Linked DNA regions of Homo sapiens: regions 2 and 3 are each linked to region 1. The links are chromatin loops, found by intact Hi-C in ENCODE. Cell type or tissue: Panc1. All regions are shown on one strand.

Region 1 (8,000 bases):
CACGCTTGCCTTGGGCTATGCTTCCACAGCCACACTGCAGAGCCTGAAAAAGTGGATGTCATGTTTTTCCTTACTAAATGTCTGCTTGTTAGCTTGGACTCATGTTCAGCTTGATTTCTGATTCCATCATCAGAGTTGTCTGCTCCTTCCGGCTCCAGGGCATCCCCATGTCTGCAAAACATAGCTTCTGGTCTTCTCTAGGGTTTGCAGATTCAGTAAACTCTGCATCACCATTTGCAGAGCAGTTATGTTGAAGAAAGCGAATATAGCATCTTATATCAGCTTAGAAAGGAAACAGTTTTCAAATTTTATTTCCATCAAGTCCCAGAAAATGCCGAAAATTTTGCACCAAAGATTTCATAGTGTCTTGATTGGTGTAACCAGTTGATTCCTGCCTGAAGATATTTTGCAACCTAACATGGTTGCAAATATCTTAACATGGTTGCAGATATCGACATGGCATTTGAAATTCTGACAAATTCTGGGCTAGAGGAAAAAGGAAGGGGAGTTCATTGCCCTTTGGCTTTAGTAAGTCTGAGAAAAAAAGGTTGCTATCTTTGAGGAACCGGTGGGTGCCCCATCCCTCATGGCCCACCAGAACAATGTGCACAAAGGCACTAGGTGGGGTCCCTGTGGGCCTGGGCACTGTACTTGCCATGGATTGATGGACATCATTTCTAGATGCCTTTCAATTGAGGCACTCACTAAACTGATGGCTTTTATTTTCTTAAAGAAGTAGGAGGTGAGGGTGCAGTGTGGAGTGGGGGCCTGAGGCCAGAGGAGAGGTGGGCGCAGCCTTGTGGGCCGGGAAGGCACAGGGTCCACTGAACACCACAGGGGGAGTGAGAGGGGCCTGCTCCTTCCCACCTCAGCACCTGCAACTTCCTCTGCTTAAAGGGCTCAGCCCCTCTCTGCTCGTTGCCCAGCTTGCCTGGTCCCCTCTCACCTATCTGGGTTTCCCTTCCATAGAGAGGCCTTCCCCAGTGACCAAATATATTTGAGTTTCCTGTTGCTGCTGTGACAAATTACCACAAATGAGTGACTTAAAACAACAGACACTTTTCTCCCTCTGATTCTGGAAGTAGGTCTCACTGGGCTGAAGTCAAGGTGTCTGCAGGGCTTGTTTCTTCTGGAGGTGCTAGGAGGGAATGATTTGCTTTCTTGTCCTAGCTTGTTGCTGCTGCCGGCATTCCTTGGCTTTTGGCCCCTTCCTTCCTTGTCGAAACTGGCGATGTTGGGCTGAGTCTTTATCCGGCTGCCCCTCCTTCCTCCCCCATTCACTTAGAGAGCTCTGTGTTTCCCTTGGACCCACCTGGATATCTAGGATAATCTGCCCATGTTCAGGACAGCTAATTTCATTTTATCTGCAACCTAATTCCCCTCTGCCATGTAATCCGACATAATCATGGGTTCTAGGGCTTATGATATGGACATTTTTGGGGGGGGCCACAATTCTGCCTGCCACATACCCTCCGAACCAGGACCCCCTATCATTCCTCTCCCAGAGCTTCCTGCTCTTTTCATGTGCAGCACTAAGCCCAGCTGAAGTCATTTAGTGTGTGGTTTACTCGTTCCCCTCCGGCTTCTCTTCAGGTCTGTATGGTATGTAAGAGCTGTACAATAATCAAGGCTATGTCTGTTTTGTTCACAGTTGTGTCCTTAGTTCCCGGCACAGTGCCTAGCACCTAGTCGCACTCAGGACACAGTAGCTGAAATTAAAATGGAGAACTTTAGGCCGAGCTGCCAAGGAGAGCTTCGCTAGGTTTGCTGTGGCCCTGAGTCTGGGGGCTGGGGTGATGCAACCAAGGAGGCTGGGGCTGACCCAGGGCTGGGAGTGGTAGCGCTGTTAGAGTGGCCGCCACATGGGGAAGCAGTGGGAGGCTGGGTGGTTAAGAGCATGGACCTGAGCCAGACTCCCTGGTTCTGAGTCACAGTCCTGCTTCTCACTAGCTGTGTGACTTGGGGCAAGTTACATAACTCCTCAGGGCCCTGGTTTCCTCCTCGTGTATAAAATGGGGATACTGATAATAAATGTGAGCATTAAGTGATGTAATATACATAAAAGCTCTTAGAATTCTGACTGGCACATATGGAGTGGCACATAAGTGTTCATTATTATTGCTATTATTATTTACACAGGGGCCTGGGCTGGATAGGGCGGTGAACAGAGAAGCCTAGCAGGCATGCTAACGCTCAAATCAAGAGCTCTCCAGCAGAGCTCATACCTCCTGGAGCCTGTGGATCAATGGGAAAGCCAACTAGAGAAGAATCCAGTCAGAAATGAGAGCACTGCCAAGTAGGAGTCAGGCAGTCTCCGAATACAGTGGGTCTGCAGAAAACAGAGAGGCAGCTGTGGTTGGTGCAACTGAGAAAGGCATTCTGGCAAAGGTGGCCCTGGAGCTGGGCTGGGAACCATGTGTGCTTGGCTATCTGGAGAGGAGGATGGGGGCTTTGCGGTAGGGCAGAAGGCTAAGCCTAGTGGCTGGTGTGGGTTCCCAGGGGTGGGAGTCCAGCCCAGGCCAGGCAAGTAGGATTGGCAGGGAGGGGAGCCTGTTGAGTGGAGGCTGATGGCCAGCAAGGTTAGGATCTGAGCTTGGCAACTTTTGGAGGCCAAGCAGACATGCAGATGAGGCCTTCTGCAGACAGGTGCATGAACCCCAGGAGCATGGGGCGAGGGCCAGTCCAGACAGAAATATGCAGATGCCCCAAGAGAAGCGAAGGGTGCTTTGGCAAGAATGTGGCTTCACCATTATTAGCAGTGTGACCACAGAGGAGCTCTGTGACTTCTCGGAGCCTGCCTTGCTACTGTTTGAAACGATGGTTGTGTAGTTACGGAGACACCGCCTGTGTGAGATAGGAAGGGTATTGAGGTTCTGGAGCGGGGAGGAGAAGGTTTCTTTTGTGGTCTGGCAAGCCCACCCCTGATTCTGCGTCTTGCCTGCCCTACAGGCCTGCTCTGTGCAAAGCATGCAGGCTTAGGGGTGGGGGCCGCAGTACCAGGCAGCATCCTGGCCCAGCTCAGCCAGGACCTCTGTGCCATCTGACATGTCATTTCCACTCTCTGGGTCTGGTTAAGCATGTGAAACAGGGAGAAAATATATACTGCCCAGTTCCATAGGCATGGCCGGGAGTAGTGAACAGGATTCAGAGGGCCACCTTTTCCAGCCTTGTATCAAGAACCTTTCCTATGATTAGTACTGAAGACATTGGAATGGGCAGACTTGGGAGGGTCCAGCGGACACTGGTGAGAACTTGGTGGTGGGGATTTGAGCATCAGATGGAGAGAGGACCAGTGCTCTCCAGGCACCTCCGTGACCTAAGCATCAGGCTCAGGGAGCGTTTGCTCAGGGAAAGAACAGCCTTTGTTCTTAACACTAACTTCCCTTGACCCCTGACTTTCTTTCTAAGCTCCTTGCTGGGGCTCCTGGTAGCTCTCTGGCCTGGGCACGCCACCCCTTTGCCAACCTGGCCCTGGCCTCTGGGGTGCACACCTGTTGCTCGTTCCTGACTCTTTGCTGCCCTCTGGTGGCCTCCAGTCACTCTGCCACAGCAGGAACACAGACTTGACCCTGGGGAATCCTAGACACAGCTACGATGAAATGCAGGTGGCCATTCACTTGTTCATTCATTCATTCTCCATACATTTCCTAAGAGACCCTTGGTGCCAATTGTGGGCTAGGGGTGGAGCTGCCGACACAGCCCCTGCCCTCAGGGAGCTCACAGTCTAGTTGGAGAGATGGATATAAAAAAATCCTGATGTGCTAATGTTAAGAGCTAAGACCTAGGAATCTATAAAGTGTGGGGAAATGCAGGTGAGGGGGACCACTGAGTCTGCTGAGGCAATGGGGTGGAGTGGGAGAAATCAGGGAAGACTTCTCAAAGGAGGTCATTTGAGCTGGACCTTGAAGAGTGAGTTTGCCAGTCTGTGAAGCTGGAGGGATATTGTTGGGTAAGGGACCAGTGCGTGAGAAGCCCCAGGGGAACCAGAGAACATGGGCATCAGGGAGGGAGCTGGGAGTGACCAAAGCCTTGTGGGGCTGGTGGGAGATGAGCTGGAAGGGAAGGCTGGATCTAGGGAAGAAGGGTCCCAGTCACACCCACACCTCAGCCCTGGAAACCTCTGGGCATGAGGCTGAGCATCCAATAGCCTTGCAGAGGGCAGGCTCTGCCCAGGCAGATGTGGAGAGCCAGGGTTGCCTGTTGCCTGTGCCCTCATAGGGTGGGGGGACGAGGGGTCTAGAATGAGGTGGTCTGGACAGTCTATGTGACTAAAGCTCCAGGAACCCTGCACGGAAGTGATGCTGGGAGTGAGGAGAAACTGATACACACATGTAGGCTTTCTCAGCTCTTGCCTGCATTTGGGAAGAAAAGAATTACAAAAGCCTCAGAGATGGAAAGGACTCTGGGGACATGAAGGTCCTACTTGAATTTAGGAGACCTAGGTTCTGATTCTAGCTGCCAGATACTCACAGCATGACCTTGAGACATGACCTTGGGACTCCCTGCTCTCTCTTAAAGCAGGAGGCAGGGCCTGGGGAGGCTGGGCTGAATGCACCCCAGGGGGTTTTCTGCTCCTGCCATTCAAGGTTTCTAAGTCAGTGATGTTTATCCCTGCTCATAACAGCTCCTGACCGAACTGGAGGGCTCCCTAAGCCCTGCCACCTCTGTTCTAAGCAAGCAGAAAGTGCTTCCAAGTTCCCTTCAGATCTGGGGCTGTGAATAATAAGACAGTGGCCCTGGGCTGTCATGTATAATCTGGTAATCACTTCCAAGGGCTGGACTGAAGGAGAAGAGCCTGAGGACTTGTTAACCTTACACACTGCTCCCATGTCTCGATCGGGAAGGCCCAGAAACTGCTGGGGCAGGCCAGGGCTGGCTTTTGGGGCTTGTGCACCTGGGAGGAGGGCTCCCAGACTGGAATCTGCAATCTTAGGGTGAGAGAGAGGTAGTAAAGATCACCATCATTTGTTCCATCTTTGAAAGCAAAGTGTCCCTTTTGGGAGCATGGAGATGGGGAGAGAGAATATCCTAGGCTCACAGGTGCTGGGAAACATTCTTATTTCTCACAACCCCATTGCAAGGACAGCTGAGAAGCAGAGTCTCAGCTGGGAGAGTGCCCTGTCCAAAGCCGGTGCTCACTGGCCCGCCTGGGAAGTGTGCAGTGCTGGGGGAGCTCAGAGCCAGGGGCTGAGGACAGCTTTGGTGCTGCTCTGGGCTGAATCTACTTGTTAGATTTCCCCAGTTTCCAGCTCCTTCTGATGGTGGTTGGCAGGCCCCAGATCCAACTGCACCAACCTGGTCATGAGTATGTGAGAACATGTGTTTGGGATCCTGACTTACAATTTCTTCCTGATGTCCTTCTACTAATGGTGTTTCTTAAAAACAAACAACAAACAAAACGACTGGGCTGTGATGGCTTTTTAGGAGATGAAGGGGAATGCTATCAGAATTTGCTTTAGAAGAAACTGAAGCATTTGCGGAAGGGCTAAGCGTTGGGTGGCTGATGCAGGGTCAAGGTGGGCCTGGAGGGCTTAAAGGTTCTCCCAGCCCTGAGAGGTTAGGGGTCCCCCATTAGTGCAGAGAGGAGCCTGGACGTACACAGCCCAAAGTGAGGGTGTCCTGAGGACAGTGGCCTTGCTGAACCTTAGGCCTTCTTATCCTAATTCCTGATGACCAAGTCAGATTCTGACCAGAGACAGAGTGGGCATGAATCCAGGAGATAAACGCCGAGGACTGGACGAGGACTGCAGCCCGGGTATGCACAGGGCCCACGGAGTGGCAGCAGAAGCCATCCTCAGCCCCTGCCACACAGCAGGTGGCAGAGCAGCCTGACGCCAGGCCTGGGGTTTAAGCCACGCTGCTACAGGCACCTCCCAGTAGCACTGCTTGCCAAAAGGCCTGTCAAGAGGGCAGGTGGCAATTCCCTCTGTTTTGTGGTTGAGTCTTGGTTGGGGGCAAACAGGGAGAAAGTACTCTGGGCCTGGCTTACCTGGAGGTAGGATGGGAAGGAGAGGCTGAAGTCCTAGGAGGAGCCTGGGCCAGGCAGCCCCTGCCCTGAGGGCACCCTATGCAGGAGTGTCCAGGGCTCAGACCAGCCCCTTCTTCTACTGGGCAGCAGCAATCTGAGGGGCTTGGGGCCCAATGCACTCCTTCCCTTTTCTTTTACTTTTTATCACATTATTTACGAGTGCGTCTCTACCTCCACCAGACTTGAGCTCCTGGAAGATGAGGTTGGTGTCCCAGCCAAGACTTCCCACAGGATCCTAAATGAAAGTGCAGGGCCCTGGAGAGGCCCTGGGCTAAAGTCCCAGGAGCTTTTTAGGAATCTACAACAATCTGAGGCCCAAACAAAGCTCCTTTTACCTCTAAAATTAAAATAGGAAACTAGAAAACTGACATTAATAAATGTCATAGTAAATGTTTACAAATTGTAACATTGTTGTTAACTTCATTAACTATTAAATTTAGGGCTTACAAAAATTTCATTACATTTAAAAACCATTTTTAGATTAGATTTTGTTCCTTTAAAAGAATTTCTAAGTTTGTGCCTCAGTTGCAGAGTATTCATAGCTAATCATCAATTAGATTACTTGTGGCCAAATAATTTCAAAAGTAAAATTATAAAAATAAGCTTTTTGTGTTTTTAGAGTGAAAAGTATCATTATTATAGGGCATTTAATGCATGATGTGCTGTGGGGTAGAATGGAAAGGGGCCTCCGTGTCCTAGAAGAAGGGGCTTGGGAGAGAGCCTGTTGAAATGTATTGAACATAATAAATAATTGTGGGGCCTTGAGCTGATCAGGTTGCAGTGGCCATCCATCCATCCATCCATTTATCCATCCATCCATCCATCCATCCATCCATCCATCCATCCATTTATCCATCCATCCATCCATCCATCCATTTATCCATCCATCCATCCATCCATCCATTTATCCATCCATCCATCCATCCATTTATCCATCCATCCATCCATCCATCCATTTATCCATCCATCCATCCATCCATTTATCCATCCATCCATCCATTTATCCATCCATCCATCCATCCATTTATCCATCCATCCATCCATCCATCCATCCATCCATCCATCCATTTATCCATCCATCCATCCATTTATCCATCCATCCATCCATCCATCCATTTATCCATCCATCCATCTATTCATCCATCCATCCATCTATTTATCCACCCATCCATCCACTATCGCTTCCTTCCTTTCCTTCTCCCTTCCAACATTTATTGAGCATCTACATGTGCCAGGTAGTAGCCTAAGGATACAAGATCAAAACTCATGACCCTTGTCAGGCAAATCTGTGAGGGGCTATGGGGGCCAGTTGTGGTAACAGGCAAGCCCAGGGACTCTGGGAACACAGAGAAGGGGGATGGAGCCTAGACTGGGGATGTCAGACACAGAGGGGCTTGGAATCTCTGTACAGTAGGGCTGGGTGGGAGGCATGTCTGAGGGTGCTTTTGCAGAGAGTTTTGCTAAGATTGAGAAAACACATCAAAGAATAGGGGCACAGCTAAAGCTTTCCAAGACATCCCTGGTGCTGCCCTTAGGGCAGGGGAGGAATCTAGGAAGAGACAATTTTCAGGTTTATTGTTGAGAGAGAAACATATGTTAGCCAGTGGGAGGTGGAGTGAGGAGGGAGAAGATGAGTGTTTCAGGCAGAGCAGGAACAATGAAGACAAAGGTTCTGAGATGTGCTTTGCTCCTGTACTTACTGCAGTCTTTCCGAAACCCAGCTTTAATCTACTGGGGCTGTCAGAGTTTGACTCCCTTCGGCTTGCTGGGATCTGCAGCCCCTGTCTCCAAGACCCTGACAGCTGTCAGTCTTCATCTGGACCAACCGCTGCCTCCAACCCTGAGGGTCACTCCACCTGGGATACTGCTATCCAGAGAACTTCTGGCAGTGTCCGAAGCCCTCAGGGCAGTGAGAGCCAGTGGAGCTTGGCTTCTGCCTTCCAAAAGGAGAGTGTTCTCAAATGGGGCCAAA
Region 2 (8,000 bases), 100 kb before region 1:
TCCAGTGAGTCACTCACTCCAGCATACCTTCTCTCCTAATCACCTCCCGAACCTGCCCCCTTCTCTGGATAGCCATTCCCACTGTTAGCTCTGTCCTGGCTGAGGGCTCCCACTCGACCCTGGGCCTCAGTCTCATCTCCCTCCAACAGGGTCTCTACACTGTGGCCAGATTAGACTGTATGACCCTCCTCCCCCAACCCTTCTGTGTCTGGAATTGTGAATGTATTGATATCATCAGACAAGGGACTGACTGGAACAGAGACTGGGGAATCTGGGATGTGGGGATTGGGGCTGCTGGTAAGTGGGTTGTCATTTTGTCTGGGAGGCAGTGCAATGCGGTGCAGTGGGTGGCCCAAAGCCCCTCCCCCAACCCTTAACCAGCTCCTAATCCCCAGCCCTGTCTCTGGCTTCGGCAATGGCTCCCCCCAGAGGCACCTGCTTTATTTATGGCTTCTCCCCAACTCCCCACAGGCAGAGGGAAGTCCATTAGTGTGTTTGCAGACTCTGCCAGCTCTGAGCAGATGCAAAGCTTATTTGCAGACTGTCATTGCCCTGGCCTCCTCCAGAGACTCTCATGCTGGGCTCAGCCTTGTGCCTCCAAGAGCCACCTCCCTCAGGCAGCCACCGGTGCAAGCCGCTTTCCTGATTTCCCTAAGCATAGTCTTGGCTTGGAGTTGGGAAAATTAAATTAAATGCCACGAAGGAACCATAGCAGTGCATTGGGCCATGTTGACAGTAGGGAATGAAGTCTTCTCTGTCGATAGGAGTTCATTGTTTTGACATAAATTAGGGAGGCATTGAGAGAAAGTGGAAAAAGTCTTGACCTGAGAACCTGGGACCCAAGTTCAAGTCTCTGTTAGGCTGCTGAGTATCCTGGTGATTTGGGGCAACAGTTTATTGCCTTCTGGGCCTCAGTTTCCAAGCTGCACAAGGAGCTGTAGACAGGCTTGGAATCCACTCCAAGCTCCAGAATTCTCTGATTTGAATTTTGGGGATGTTTCTTTCATCCAATGAGCTGGGGACAAAGTGATTTGTCCAAAATGGCTTGGTAATTCTGAAATTGCCTGGAGATTGGCCTCACTGGGGTACAAGGCACTGAGGAGGTGAGACACCAGGGCTCTCAGTCTCACCTGGCCTGATAACTCTGCTGTGTGACCCTGGGCAGGCCACTTTCCGTCTCTGAGCCCATTTTCTCATCTGCAAAATGGGAATCGTAATCTCCTGCCCATCTCCTGAGATTATCAGGAGAATCAGATAAGCTGATGAATGTTTCATATGCCACAGGAATATGTATTTGAGGGGTGCGATTGTTATCATTTTGTCGCTGTTATCCTTTTCAGATGTCTAGGCATGCACACTTGCCAGTGTAATACAAGAATATGCCCCTATAAGGTACAGAGCCCAAACACGTCAATTTAACTACATAAAAGGGAAATAATTGTGCTTCCATGAATAATGAAGAGCCCTTCTTATAATTTGTGCTTGTTCAGTTCCACACCCTCATAAATCCACCATTCCTGTGTGTGTGTTTGGTGGAAAAACACACCACAGACATACACAAAAGCCTCTTGAGTTCTTTTCAACTGGGACAGGAGATGACACACGTTGGCAGACAGAGGCTGATCTCTGTGTATCCAAGAGGAGTCGAGCCAGTCCGAGTACATCTAACAGGTCAAGCTCTGAAATGAAGAAGCAATAAGCCAGTGAAATGGTACTATCACCGAAACATGATTGATCAATTGAATTCTATCAGAGACAGTGGACAGTGAGATTAACTCAGGCCTGATAGGTTCAATGAGTTAAAGCATGATGTTCATTTCAGCTTCATTTCACCAGTCTTTGCTTGTGAAATTGGTCAATCAATAGAGGTTGAAGATCATATATATATATAGATATCGGGGACCATCTTATGGGGAATATAATCTTGGTAGTTGGCTCCTGGCTGGGGCTGCCTGCTGCGGGTAATGGAGACAGAACAGGGACTCCATCAGCCCCATCGAAATGGCCTGATATCTTCTCCAAATGAAAAGTATTTTTGGATCTCTGATGATTTATCTTTTTTTTCCTCCCTCTCACTTTGATCTATGACAAAACCCATACCCATCTTGGAGAAATTTAGTGATTTCTCCTGAAAACATTTGTGCAATGATCAGATAGATACACTTCAAATACGAACCTTCTTTTTAGTTATATCGTCCTTGGGAAAAAATACAGACAGTAATTTAAAAACTCAAATAGGGGTAATGCAAAGATATCAGAGTAAATATGATTTTTAAACCCTTTTATTTATTTATTTATTTATTTCTGTGCAGTGGGGGATGGGAGAGAGACTGCTGTGTGCATGAAGGCCATAAAAGGGATGTATGCATCCCTTCCAGGTCCTTCCAGGTATAATTAAAATGAAGCCTTTCACATTCTTTGATCTCATTTAAAAGCACAATTCACAGAAACAAATCACCCTTTTGCTCCTAGTAATATTTCATTTGCTTCAGAATATTTTCACTATGGCGGTTAACATCCTTTCTAATTAGTGTGCATATCCCTCTGTAAGGTGGAGTAATTAGGGACTACTGTATGAGGTAATGGACTTGGACAGTATGGATTAGAGAGAACAGACTTGCCCTGTGGCAATGCACCAGGTATTACTTCCTTTCTGCCTCTTGTTTCAGGTCATCTTGATTCATTTTAGCACAGAGAAATCCCATCTCTTCATACCAACACCATGAGAGCTTCAATAATGTATTTGCACTGTTTGTATATCAGAGTGTATATTAGGTTCTGGATAATGGATAGTGATGCTGAACAGCTCGACAGAGAGGGAAGAGCCTCTCACACTTCACTCCCTTTCCCCTCCTCCAACTCCTGAATTCTAATCATGCTGAATTATAGCCGTTCCCCTGCACCATGCTTTCTGTGCCTCCAGGCTGTTGCAGATGCTGTTCCCTCTGGTTGGAATGCAATTCCTCTTCCCTGGGCATTTCTTTGGCTAACTCCATCCTTAAGACTTAGGGTAAGGCTGGACATGGTGGTTCATGCCTGTAATCCCAGCACTTTGGGAGGCCAGCCTGGCCAACATGGTGAAACCCCTTCTCAACTTAAAATACAAAAAATTAGCCGGGTGTGGTGGTGCATACCTGTAGTCCCAGCTACTTGAGAGGCTGAGGCAGGAGAATCGCTTGAACCTGGGAGGTGGAGGTTGCAGTGAACCAAGATGGTGCCATTGCACACCCCAGCCTGGATGACAGGGTGAGACTCCATCTCACAAAAACAAAACAAAACAAAAAAACCCCAAAAAAAACAAACAAAAAAAGACTCGGGCTACAGGGGGCCTTTCTTGGGCTACACTTGCCCCTAGTCTGGATTAAGTGGAGTGAGTTAGTGTAGGGCTAGGAGCAGACTCTGGAACCAGACTGCTTGAGTTCGGACCCTAGCTTCTCCACTTCTTAGCTGTGTGATCTTGGGCAAGTTACTCTTTTTTTTCTTCCCTCCCCCCACCCCCCCAATCTTTAGATCTTGTGACTAGGCAAGTTATTTAACCCCCTGCCTCAGTTTCCTCATCTGTAAAATGGGAGGAAGCAATAACAGACTTGACATCTTAGGGTTTTTGTGAGGATCCAATAGGGAAGGTGCTTAGAACAGTGTCTCGCAGAGTGAGCTCTGAATAGGGTCTGGCCACTTGCATTAGGCTCCCAGGGCTGTGTCTGCTTCTCAGGCTCCTAGCACTTATCGCACTACATTGCAATTATTCACTTGTCTTCATCCTCCAGTAGGGGACGGGGCTAAGACTTGAAGCTCTCTCTAGCTCTGGTGGGAAGGGCAGGGCCAGATACCCAGTATGTAGCTCAGGGATCAACGGATCCAGGAGGCTTGAGGCAGGAGTCAGAGGCCTCATGTCCAAGCTCACCTTGAATCTGCTGTCTGGCCCCTGACAGATCCCTTTGCCATCTGGCCTCCCGTTTGCCATCCTCGAATGTGGAATCACCAGCCCTTGGGGCCTTTCCCACACTGACAGCCTGTGACTCATTGGGTAACACCCGGCACAATCGGATTCACTCTGGTCAAACCTGAACGTATTTGGCAATTTTACAATTTCGCATTTTCCTTCTCCAAGAAGAAAGATTGAGTGAAACAAATGGCTGAATAATGGTAGTTTCAGTGGAAATTTTCCTCCATGCCACCTTGATTTTTCTTAGTCTGCAGCCCCAGTTTAGGACAGGATTTAGAAAATGACTCAGAACATTTGTTTTTGTTCCAGGCTACCAAGGGACATTTAGAGCCTGGCCACCCTCATCCCTAGCATGGGGCCTGGCTCATAGTAGATGTCCTAGAAGCGTTTGCCAACTTAACCTGGTTGCCTGTACCCGGAATCCCATCTCTTACCTTGGCATCTTGTTTCCCAGGCCTGGCTCTGATCGTCCCTTCTCCAGGACCCCCCTCCCTGTTGTTAGTCATCTCTGGATCACTCTAAGCACCCCAAACAGCACCATGCAGAGAATAGAAGCTCTGTAATGAGTTTGAGCTTGAGTCTGTGAACAGCATTTTGTTGTTGTTGTTGGACTCTGAGCAATATATGACTTGCTGCATTTTCTTTTTGGTATATGCTGCCAGGGAGCTTAGAGCTCAACTGAGTTTAGTAGTTTATCATCCACTCTAGTTCAAAATTCTATGAACAGCCTCAAATCTGTCTTAGAAGTAGGCGAGACATAAACTCTTAGTTGTTTCACTTTTTCCTCCTCTGAGATCACTGATATAATAGAAGCCACTCCTGAGTTCTCTGATGATACCAGCGACTGTCCTAGTGCTGAATTCTTCTGAGCCATACAGCCCTGCAAGCCCTCAAGCCTTCCTAGCTTAATAATTCAGTCAACAAACATTCATTAGCATCTCCTATGCTTGAGGTAAATGGGACATGGGCTCTGCCCTCAGCTCATACTTTAGCAGGGGAAAAAAATACTAATTCTGGAAACAGCTAACGTTTATTGAGCACTTACTATGTGTCAGGGGTTATGCTAAGTATTTTACATGTATTCTCATTAAATTATTTTGTCAACTCCAGATACTATTATTATCCCACTCTACAGATAAGAAAATTGAGGATTAGAGCAGTTAAAGAAGTTGCTCAAGGCTGGGCGTGGTGGCTCACACCCGTAATCCCAGCACTTTGGGGGCCCAAGGTGGATGAATCACGAGGTCAGGAGATCAAGACCATCCTGGCTAACACGGTGGAACCCCGTCTCTACTAAAAATGCAAAAAATTAGCTGGGAATAGTGGCGGGCGCCTGTAGTCCCAGCTACTGAGGATGCTGAGGCAGGAGAATGGCGTGAACCCGGGAGGCGGAGCTTGCAGTGAGCCAAGATCACACCACTGCACTCCAGCCTGGGCAACAGAGCAAGACTCCGTCTCAAAAAACAAAAAAAAAAGAAATTGCTCAAATATCATGGGCTTGTGAGAGACAGAGTTCTGGAATTCGAACCCGGGCCCCCATGAGTTCAGAGTGCCTAGGCTTCCCCACTGTTCTGTACCAGGTCTGCCACAGTGCCCAACTTCACTTTAGCACATGTAGGAGCTGTGCAAGTGCTCTGCTGTGTTATCTTGGGCAAATTACTTCATCTCTCTGTGCCAGCTTCCTTAACTGTAAAGTGGAGGTTCCAAGAGGACTGAGTTCACAGAATGGTTTGTGAAGAGTAGAATCCAGGCCATAGTGGTGGCCCATGCAACGTGCTGAGGACACCCAGAAGAAAGGGTGGTGAATTCAGCCTTTGGATTTGGAGGCAGGCTTCAGAGAGGAGGCAGCTTTTAGACTGAGTCTTGCTGGGCAGGAGAGAAGGGCATGCCAGCAGAGGGAGCAGAATGTCCAGGGGCACTGGGGAGCAGTGGGGAAGAGACACATGAGGGCTGACAAACGGCCTGCTGGGATGGCATTGCGGGGTGAAGTGGGGGGTGACCCTGACTAGAGGGGCAGGTCGTCGAGGCCTCGGGGGCTCAGGCTTTGTCCCCGGGGAGCCTTGGAAGGGTTTTCTTGATGAAAATGAGGATGACAGCAGCTAGCATTATTTGGACACTAAACTCTCTGCCAGGTGCCGTGTTAAAGTGTCATGGAGATTATCTCATTTAATCCTTATAAAAGCCCCACGAATTGTCCTGCATACTGTTGTTTTCAGTTTACAGATGAGGAAACTGAGGGCTTTCATCTTAGCAGCTGACAGGAAGAGTAAAGGGAGGTGTCCTGAGTGCTGAATCTGCAGATAAGAGACCTAGGTACAAATCCCAGCGTTGCCACTTTGAGCTGAGGGACCTCAGTGACTCAAGCTCTCTGAGCCTCTGTTTTCTCATCTGTAAAGTGGAATAAGAATACATACTTCATAGAGATGTTCTGAAGGTCAAAGAAACTGAAGGATGCACAAATAACTTGGCTCAGTGCCTGACACTGAACAGCGCTCTATCCGGGGTGAGAACAGGGGGTGTGGGGAGCTTTGCAGCCCTGTTATCTAATGTCAGCCCCACTTCATTCTTTGCTAGGGACAGACAATGCTCTCTCAGTCTCGCACAAGGAGTTTTGCTAACATAGCCCCAGAACAAATCCCTTGGCTTCCTATCCCTTTTAAAAAATTATTTGGTTTTTTTTTAGAGACAGAGTCTTGTTCTGTCACACAGGCTAATGTGCAGTGGCACCATTGTAGCTCACTGAAGCCTTGAACTCCTGGGCTCAAGCAATCCTCTTGCCTCAACCTCTCAAGTAGCTGGGACTACAGGCCTGCACCACCACACCCCAGCTAACTTTTAAATTTTATTATTATTATTATTTTTGAGACAGAGTCTTACTCTGTTGCCCAGGCTGGAGTGCAATGGCATGATCTTGGCTCACCACAACCTCCGCCTCCTACGTTCAAGTGATTCTCTTGCTTCAGCCTCCCGAGTAGCTGCAGGCATGTGCCACCACACCTGGCTAATTTTTGTATTTTTAGTAGAGACGGGGTTTTACCATATTGGCCAGGCTGGTCTTGAACTCCTGACCTCAGGTGATCCGCCTGCCTTGGCCTCCCAAACTGCTGGGATTACAGGCATGAGCCACCATGCCCAGCCATTTTTAAATTTTTTTTTTGTAGAGATGGGGGTCTCGCCATGTTGCCAAGGCTGGTCTTGAACTCCTGGCCTCAAGTGATCCTCCCACCTCAGCCTCCCAAAGTGCTGGGATTATAGGCAGGAACCACTGCTCTCAGCCTGAAATAATCCTTTAAAGTTACAAATTAGCATGGTCTGAATTTGGTGGGTGTCTACTTTATAGGTTGTTTTGAGAATTAGCCATTGCAGCCACCTGAAGATGCCAATTCCAAGCTCATTGGACTCACTTGACCCAAACTGGAAAAATGCCCCAAGTCACATCATTTCATCTTGCCAGTCACCCCAGCTCTGTACTCCTGTGGCAGATGACCATCAGGACCTGCTCTGTCCCCCATCTTCACAAGGGAGGCAAGTCTAGGCATGCAGGCAGTGCCAGAGGCCTGTGGTTACAAGCAGCAAACTGGGCCGATCTAGAGACAGCCCTGGACCCTGGGGTAAGGTGGGGGTGTTGTAGTGCATAAAACAGGAATGGGATCTGGGAGTTATTTTCACAGTTTTTCCTTTCCTTTCCTTTCCTTTCCTTTCCTTTCCTTTCCTTTCCTTTCCTTTTCTTTCCTTTCCTTTCCTTTCCTTTCCTTTCCTTTCCTTTCCTTTCCTTTCCGTTCCGTTCCGTTCCTTTCCTTTCCTTTTCTTTCTTTCTTTCTTCTTTTTTTTTTTGAGACTGAATCTCGCTCTGTCAGCCAGGCTGGAGTACAATGGCACAATCTCGGCTCACTGCAACCTCCGTCTCCTGGGTTCAAGAGATTCTCGTGCCTCAGCCTCCTGAGTAGCTGGGATTACAGGCTCCCGCCACCACGCCTGGCTAATTTTTCTATTTTTAGTAGAGACGGGGTTTCACCATGTTGGCCAGGCTGGTCTCGAACTCCTGACCTCAAGT
Region 3 (8,000 bases), 520 kb before region 1:
TAATTTACTTCCATTGTGTTCAGCCATTGAGGTTTGGAGTTATGTTCCTCACAGCAGCTAGCATTGCTGATACCTAACTGACACCCTTGTCTTCATTCTGACTCTAATCCAAACTCCTCTAGACGGGGTTTAGTGTTTTATCATTAGTATGATGTTGATTCTTGATTTTAGATAGATACACTTTATCTTGTGCTCTTTTAAAAATCAAGTCTTAGTATTGGAGTTATGCAAAGTGTGTAAAATTAATTGGAAAATTTTTAACTTTTTTCTAAGCTCTGGGAAAGGTTGCATAGCACAGAAATTAACTGTTGGGTGAAACTGACAAAATTCATCCTAAGAACTGTGTGTGTCCTTTTGTAAGAGCACTGCTTTAACAAGCTTTACTTTTTTTAAGACAGAGTCTTGCTCTGTCGCCCAAGCTGGAGTGCAGTGGTACCATCTCAGCTCACAGCAACCTCCACCCCCTTGGTTCAAGCAATTCTCATGCCTCAGCCTCTTGAGTAGCTGGGACTACAGGTACTCACCACCATGCCTGGCTAATTTATTTATTTATTTATTTATTTATTTATTTATTTATTTATTTATTTATTTAGTAGAGATGGGGTTTCACTATGTTGGCCAGGATGGTCTTGAACTCCTGACCTCAAGTGATCAGCCCGCCTTGGCCTCCCAAATTCCTGGGATTACAGGCATGAGCCACCATGCCCGGCCTACTTTCTTTTTCTTTTCAAACTAACTTTTGTTATAGACTAAATTGTGTTTCCCCAAAATTCATAGGTTGAAGCCCTAAACCCCAATGTGACTGTATATGGAAACAAGGTCTTTAAGGAGGTAATTAAGGTAAAATGAGGTCACAAGGGTGGGACCCTCACGCAATATGACTGATGTCCTTAAAAGAAGAAAGACACCAGGGACACGTGTGCACAGGGCAAAGGCCGTGGGAAGACATAGCAAGAAGGTGGCTGTCGGCAGGCCAAGGAGAGAGGCCTCAGAAGAACTAAGCCTGCCAGCATCTTGAACTTGGACTTCCAGACTCCAGAACTGTGAGAAAATAAATTTCTATTGTTTAAGCCACCCAGTCCAGTCTGTGGTATTTTGTTATGGTAGCCCTAGCAGGACAACTTTTATTTTATTCATTTTTCATTAAAAAAAGAAAATAGAAAAAGCCATCCATAATTCTACTACTCAGGAATAACCATTGGTCAAATTGTGGTAAATATCCTTGCAAATACCCACTGACATTTACATATTTACTCATGTAAGTGGGAGCCATTCTCTATATATACCAACTTGCAACCTGCTTTTTACAAAATTTAATTAATTATTATTATTATTTTTTAGAGACAAGGTCTTATTCTGTCACCCAGGCTGGAGTGCAGTAGTGCGATCACGGCTCACTGCAGCATAAGACTTCTGGGCTAAGTGATCCTCCTGCCTCAGTCTCCAGAGTAGCTGGGACTATAGACATGTGCCATTATACCTGGCTAATTTTTAAATATTTTGTAGATATCAAGTCTTGCTATGTTGCCCAGGCTGGTCTTGAACTCCTGGCCTCAAGTGATCCTCCCACCTTGGCCTCTCAAAGTGCTGGGATTACAGGTGTGTGCTACCACACCTGGCTACGCAATCTGCTTTTTTTTTTTTTGGAGACAGTCTAGCTCTGTCACCTAGGCTGGAGTGCGGTGGCACGATTTTGGCTCACTGCAACTTCCACCTCCCGGAATCAAGCGATTCTCCTGCCTCAGCCTCCCAAGTAGCTGGGATTACAGGCATGCACCCCGATGCCCAGCTAATTTTTTTGTATCTTTAGTAGAGACAGGGTTTCACCATGTTGGCCAGGCTGGTCTTGAACTCCTGACCTCGTGATCCACCTGCCTTGGCCTCCCAAAGTGCCGGGATTACAGGCGTGAGCCACCGTGCCCAGCCACAATCGGCTTTTTATACTTAATATCATAAATATTTCCCATGTGGCCAGGTGCAGTGGCTCACGCCTGTAATCCCAGCACTTTGGGAGACCAAGGCAGGTGGATTACCTGAGGTCGGGAATTTGCGACCAGCCTGGCCAACATGGTGAAATCCCGTCTCTACTAAAAATACAAAAAATTAGCAGTGAGCGGTGGCGAGTGCCTGTAATCCCAGCTATTTGGGAGGCTGAGGCAGGAGAATCTCTTGAACCCAGGAGGCAGAGGTTGCAGTGAACCGAGATCGTGTCATTGCACTCCAGCCTGGGCAACAAGAGCAAAATTTCATCTCAAAAAAAAAAAAAAAAAAATGAAGGTTAAGATGTAGATTTTTTGTTATGTGTATTTTACCACAATTAGAAAAAAATGCTCTGAGGTTTTGTAGTTACCGGGCTGGGGCACCACCTAGAGAACGGTGCCCACTGGGCATGGAGGGCATAGAGCCCTGACTCCAGAATTCCTGGTGTGCCCCCAGCTGCCCTAAGGGGTCCTGGCCCATGCCTTCTCTTTGGGCCTCACCTGTCAAATGCTAAGCAGATCCATGGAATGGAAGATGTCCACGCTTCCTCCTGGCCCTGATGAGCTAAGATGAGAATTAGAACAAAAGCGTGTGCTTTTAAAAAAGTAGATAGAGAATTAAAAATACAATCAAAAATCACACTCACTATTCCAAGATTAAAAACATTCTTTAGAAACTGGGCTTATTAGATGACATACTTCCTGCATTGTGTGGGAGGGGAGGGGGCCGGGTCACCGGCGCTCTCCATAGGGGGCAAGCAGGTGAAATGATTATGAAATATGTCAAGAAAATGGTCCTTTTTTCTCGCCAGGAGATAAGGAAAGGTAATTTGGTCTGTCAGTCGCGCACACAGAAGACGTCATGGTCAACTGCATTAATACTGAATACTTTGTCCAGAGTCACAGAGCTCAAAGAAATTACAGAATCTTTCTCCTGTGAATTCTGGCACTACTCTCAGCAGGCCTTTTCCCACCTGAATTCACAAGAGAGATTAATAATAAAAGGCAGGGCTGACGGTGGGACCAGAGCTGCTTTTCCTGGGACCCCCTCCTCCAGCCCACCGGTTCAGCCTCATCTCTTGCCACACCCTCCCCGGTCCGGCTTCAGCCCAACTCAATCCCAGCTGTCCTGCTCTCTCTTCTTCCTACGGGCTCCTCTCCCATAGACGCCAGTCAAAGCCCACCTGCCCAAGCCACCTCCTCTGGGACATCTCTCTCCAGTCCCGATCACCTCCCGTCTGACTGACGCTCCCTCTGCCCCCACGTGCTCACACTTCTTTTTGCAGTTGTTGTGAGGATTGTGTGTCCCTATCTCCCTTCCCCAAACACCCCAGACCTCCCCGAAGGACAGACTTGCCCAGCTGGCCTCTCCCACGGTGTCCAGCCCAGGGTCTGGCACTTCGCAGTGGAAGGGGTGAGTTCACGAGGCGTCTACAAGCTTTCTCTCTTCTGATCTAATAAAAGGGTATCTGTGGTAGATTCTTTCTTTTCTGTATTTTTTGACCTGGCAGGGGTGAAGATGTGTGGTTAGGGTTGGGAGTAGACATTGGGATGCTCTCTAAACCCGTTGTGAAGCTGTTAAATTGCAAGAAACCATCTTCCTCTCCACCCTCCATTCCCACCCTATTCCCACAGGGTGAACAGGAAGCGCCCACTCAGAGCCCTTATTCCAAAGGTGGAAAAACCTCTTCCCTTTGCTGCTTTTGGGGACTCATCAGTCTCTGGAACAATTAAACCTCTTTCAATGCAGTTATATTCCCTCATGTAATAAGTACTGCATTATTTTTAGACTGTTTTACCCAATTAATTTTATTATCAGTTAATTATGTATTACCACCTTAAGAAAATGAATATTTGCCCAGTTGCTTAAGCTAAATCATTAAATATGTATGAATTCCTTTCTTTAAATGTACACCTGTTATCTTTTACAGATGCAGAAGACGTGTTTGGAGCCATCTGTGCCTCTGAAACAGACCCCCATACAAAAGTGCTGTCTTGGCCCTACGAGACAGCTCATGTGGGGCTGGGAGGCACCTGGGAAGTGAGGCCCACAAACATGTCAGAGATCTCGGCCTCAGCGTAAGTGGGAGGGCCACTGTCCTAAGCACCAGCTTGGCAGAATCTGGGGTGAGGGGAGGTGGGTAGAGCCCAGAGCCAAATGCATGAAGGTGCATGAATACAGAGCAGCCCCTGGAGGGTGATAGTTTAAGAAACAAACCTCGAGGCTGGGTGCAGTGGCTCACATCTGTAGCCCACAGATTTGGGGGCCAAGGTGGGAGGATCATTTGAGGCCAGAAGTTTGAGACCAAGCTGGGCAACATAGTGAGACCCTGTCTCTGCAAAACAAAACAAAAGAAACAAAATTTAGCGAGGCCTGATGGTGCACACCTGTAGTCCAAATTACTCAGGAGGCTGAGGTAGGAGGATCCCTTGAGCCCAGGAGGTAGAGCCTGCAGTGAGCCAAGATCATGCCACTGTACACTGCACTCCAGCTTGGGCAACAGAGTGAGATCCTATCTCAATAAAAAAAGAAAAGAAACAAATCTTGATTGAGGTGGGCATGGTGGCTAACATGTGTAACCCCAGCACTTTGGGAGGCCAAAGTGGGAGGATCTCTTGAGCCCAGGAGTTCAAGACCAGCCTGGGCAATAATGTAGTGAGACCCCCATCTCTAATTAAAAAAAATTAGTCAGGCATAGTGGCACACAACTGTAGTGCCAGCCACTTGGAAGGCTGAGGTGGGAGGATCTCCTGAGCTCAGGAGATTGAGGCTGCAGTGACCTATGATTGTGCCACTGCACTCTGAACTCAGCAACAGAGCAAGACCCTGTCTCAAACAAAATAAAACAAAAAAGAAACTCCTCCTGCTGCCTCTGGGTGATTGGGCGCAAAGCTCCACAGAGGTCAGCACGTCCGGTCCCTATGGGACCCAGACTCACTGTGTGTGACCTGGGGCCAGTCAGCAGACTTAAGCAGCCTCAGGCCCCTGGCCTGCCAAAATATTGAGATTACAGGCATAAGCCACAGTGCTCAGCTGAGAATTTTCTTTTCTTTTCTTTCTTTTTATTTTTGAGACAGGGTCTCTGTCTGTTGCCCAGGCTGGAGTGCAGTGGTGTGATCACGGCTCACTGCAACTTCCACCTCCTGGGCTCAAGGCGTCTTCTCACCTCAGCCTCTCGAGTAGCTGGGGCCGCAGGTGTGTGCCACTATGACCAACTAATTTTTTAATTTTTATTTTATTTTTAGTAGAGACAGGGTCTCCCTATGTTGCCAGTATGGTCTCAAATTCCTGAGCTCAGGTGATCCTCCCACACTGGCCTCCCAAAGTGTTGGGATTACAGGTGTGAGCCACCCACTCAGGTGAGAATTTTCTTAATAACAAATTAGATGAGACATCCCAATTGTTTGTTGTAGTGAGATTTGATTATAATTCACTCAATAAACACCTAAGCACTTTCTTGGTTGGGTACGGGGGAAACAGTGATAAATCAGATTTAGTCTCTACCCCAAGGATCTCCCACTCTGATGGGGAGACAAGCATGTGTGTAAGAATATAAATTGAATATTCAATTTATATTCTTATATTCAATTTATATTATCATAAATACACAGAGGGACTTGGGCCACAGTGTATATTTTTACAAGATTCCTGGAAGCATAGATTAGGGAGTGACTGGTTCTGTATAGGGAAATCAAGGAAGGCTTCTGAGAGGAGATGATGACTGAACAATTTACTTCATTCATCTGAAAAGACTGAGTACTGTGTAAGCGAAGGGGTGTCACTGTATATGGCAGCCCTGTTGAGTGGGCCTTAAAGGACTCTTGGTTGCAAGTGAGAGATACCTAACTCATTGTAGCTTAGGCAACCAAGGAATTCATTGGCTCCTGAAGTGTGGAAGTCTGAGGGGAAGCAGGCATAGCTGGATGCAGGGGCTCAAGCAGCCTTGTCAGTTCTCTCTCTCTCTCTCTCCCCCCGCCTCTCCCCACCCCCCCCATCTCTTGCCTCTCTGCTTCGCTTTCTTCTATGAGTTAGGAAAGATGGTGGTGGGCAGACAGATAGAGAACGTCCCAGCAAGACAGCTCTATCCAGGGGAGTCCTCCTTTCACCCAGGGACTAAAGTAACAATCCCAGAAAAGAATTCTTATTGGCTTCTTGAGTCACATGCCTGCCTCTGAACCAATCACGTGCCGAGGGGTGGGGCAGAGTGCTCCTCAGAGGGCCTGGGTTGGAGGAAGAAGCCACCAGGATTAACAGCCTCATGCTGTGGGAGGAGTGGTTCTCCCAAGGACGCTTGCAAACAAAATCATACATCCACTACAAAGGGCGGGAAAGACCTCTCCAGGCGACTCGGAAGGAGGTCTGTAACCCAAACATTGCCGAAAATGCTACTCCCAGGGTCTCTGCCATGCAGGATGCCATTATGACCAGTGACCCCTAAGCTACTGGGCAACCCTGCCCATGTCCAGCTGTGAGGACTGTTGACCTCTGAACTCAGCTGGGGAAGAGAAAAGAGGCACCCCCTTCCCACCTCTTCTCTAGGCTGTTAGAGCTCAAAGGGTGCTTGGAGTCCACCCATTTGTTCCATGGAGCTCTTTAAAAATAACAGCAAGAGCTCATGAACTAGAATGCACAAATTTTCTTTTGAAACCTCCTTTGCTCAGCCACAGACCATGGGAATTAAATTTGTGTAGTGCATTTAACAGACAATGAACATTGAGCGAGGTCACAAATACATGTTGGGATTACAAGACAAGACACCGAACAGAGACCAGCCATCATCCTCAGCCTTGTTATGATAGCTGCCTCATGTGCTGCCCGTGCCTGGATTCCCGAGTCTGACATCGCCCTCGTAGGTGCCGGACGGGCAGCCTCTCACGCCGTGACCCCTGCTCCTAGCACACCATTTCTAAAAGGTGGATCACCGCCGAGCAGTTAGAATGATATGGAACTGCTTTGTCTTTTTCTTATGCATTTAAAAATACTTTCAGGCCAGGCGTGGTTGCTCACGCCTATAATCCTAACAGTTTGGGAGGCCAAGGCAGAAGGATCGCTTGGGCCAAGTAGTTCAAGACTGGGCAACATGGTGAAACCCCATCTCTACAAATACAGAAAGAATAAAAAAAAATTAGCCAGGTATAGTAGTGCTTGCCTATAGCCCCAGCTACTTGGAAGGCTGAGGTGGAAGGATTGCTTGAGCCCAGGGAGGTCAAGGCTGCAGTGAGCCATGATTGCACCACTGCACTCCAGCCTGGGTGACACAGTGAGACCCTGTCTCAAAATAAATAGGCCAGGCACGAGGGCTCTCACCTGTAATCCCAGCACTTTGGGAGGCCAAGGTGGGAGAATCATTTGAGGTCAGGAATTCAAGACCAGCCTGGTTAACACAGTGCAATCCCATCTCCACTAAAAATACAAAAAATTAGCCAGGTGTGGTGGCACATGCCTGTAATCCCAGTTACTTGGGAGGCTGAGGCATGAGAATCACTTGAACCTGAGAGGCAGAGGTTGCAGTGAGCTGAGATCTCACCACTGCACTCCATCCTGGGCGACAGAGCAAGACTCTGTCTCAATCAATCAGTCAATCAATCAATAAAAATACTTTCAAGAAGGTGGTCACTGGCATCTTTTTGGCTTTTAGACCAGAGTGACATCATTTGAGAAAGACTGTTCTAGTCCAACCCTGCAGTTTTATAGATGGAGAAACTGAAGCCCAGAGACGGAAAGTGATACTGAAAGTGATTTCAACAGCTGGACTCAGAGTTGGTCTGAGACTCCTGGTCTGACACCTTTGAATTCGGTCAGGTGAGGAACTCGGGAAGGTCTGCAGGTGGCGCTGCTTCTAAAGGGCCTTCGGGACACTTGGGCTCAATTTTCTCACTTAACCTTGGGTTTCTGATTGAGAGTGGGAAACGCTGCTTTTCCTGATCTCAAAGGCGAAGGTTCCACCAAAGTTGTTCACACAAGTGTTATAAGAGAAAAATTTTAAACAAATTAAAATGTGGTACATCTTATTTAATGGT

What was found. A loop is a pair of places that touch in the nucleus more often than their neighbours do. Peaks named below come from ENCODE experiments on the same cell type or tissue, not always from the same donor. Only the 100,000 strongest peaks of a DNase experiment are listed, where the experiment ranks them.
Region 2: it touches region 1 in a loop (5-fold over the local background); 7 of 110 quality-filtered maps call a loop at or near these places.
Region 3: it touches region 1 in a loop (2.9-fold over the local background); 14 of 110 quality-filtered maps call a loop at or near these places.

The regions. Positions count from the first base shown.
Region 1 is chr9:36,868,992-36,876,991 of GRCh38, reverse strand. All of the region lies in intron 8 of PAX5 (paired box 5), which reads left to right. Among named protein-coding and RNA genes, the nearest start is that of MIR4540, 8.7 kb to the right of the region's middle. In Panc1, no CTCF peak of the experiment used is centred here; a DNase peak (open chromatin) is centred at 3,521.
Region 2 is chr9:36,972,808-36,980,807 of GRCh38, reverse strand. All of the region lies in intron 5 of PAX5 (paired box 5), which reads left to right. Among named protein-coding and RNA genes, the nearest start is that of PAX5, 57 kb to the left of the region's middle. RefSeq lists an enhancer at 1-380. In Panc1, no CTCF peak of the experiment used is centred here; no DNase peak of the experiment used is centred here.
Region 3 is chr9:37,390,705-37,398,704 of GRCh38, reverse strand. It overlaps LINC01627 (long intergenic non-protein coding RNA 1627), which reads left to right and starts at 3,911. Exons shown (of 3, transcript XR_002956875.2): 1 at 3,911-4,058; 2 at 7,619-7,782. It overlaps LOC124902153 (a long non-coding RNA gene), which reads right to left. Exons shown (of 3, transcript XR_007061478.1): 3 at 2,293-3,483. RefSeq lists enhancers at 2,679-2,973, 7,488-7,537, 7,548-7,817. In Panc1, no CTCF peak of the experiment used is centred here; no DNase peak of the experiment used is centred here.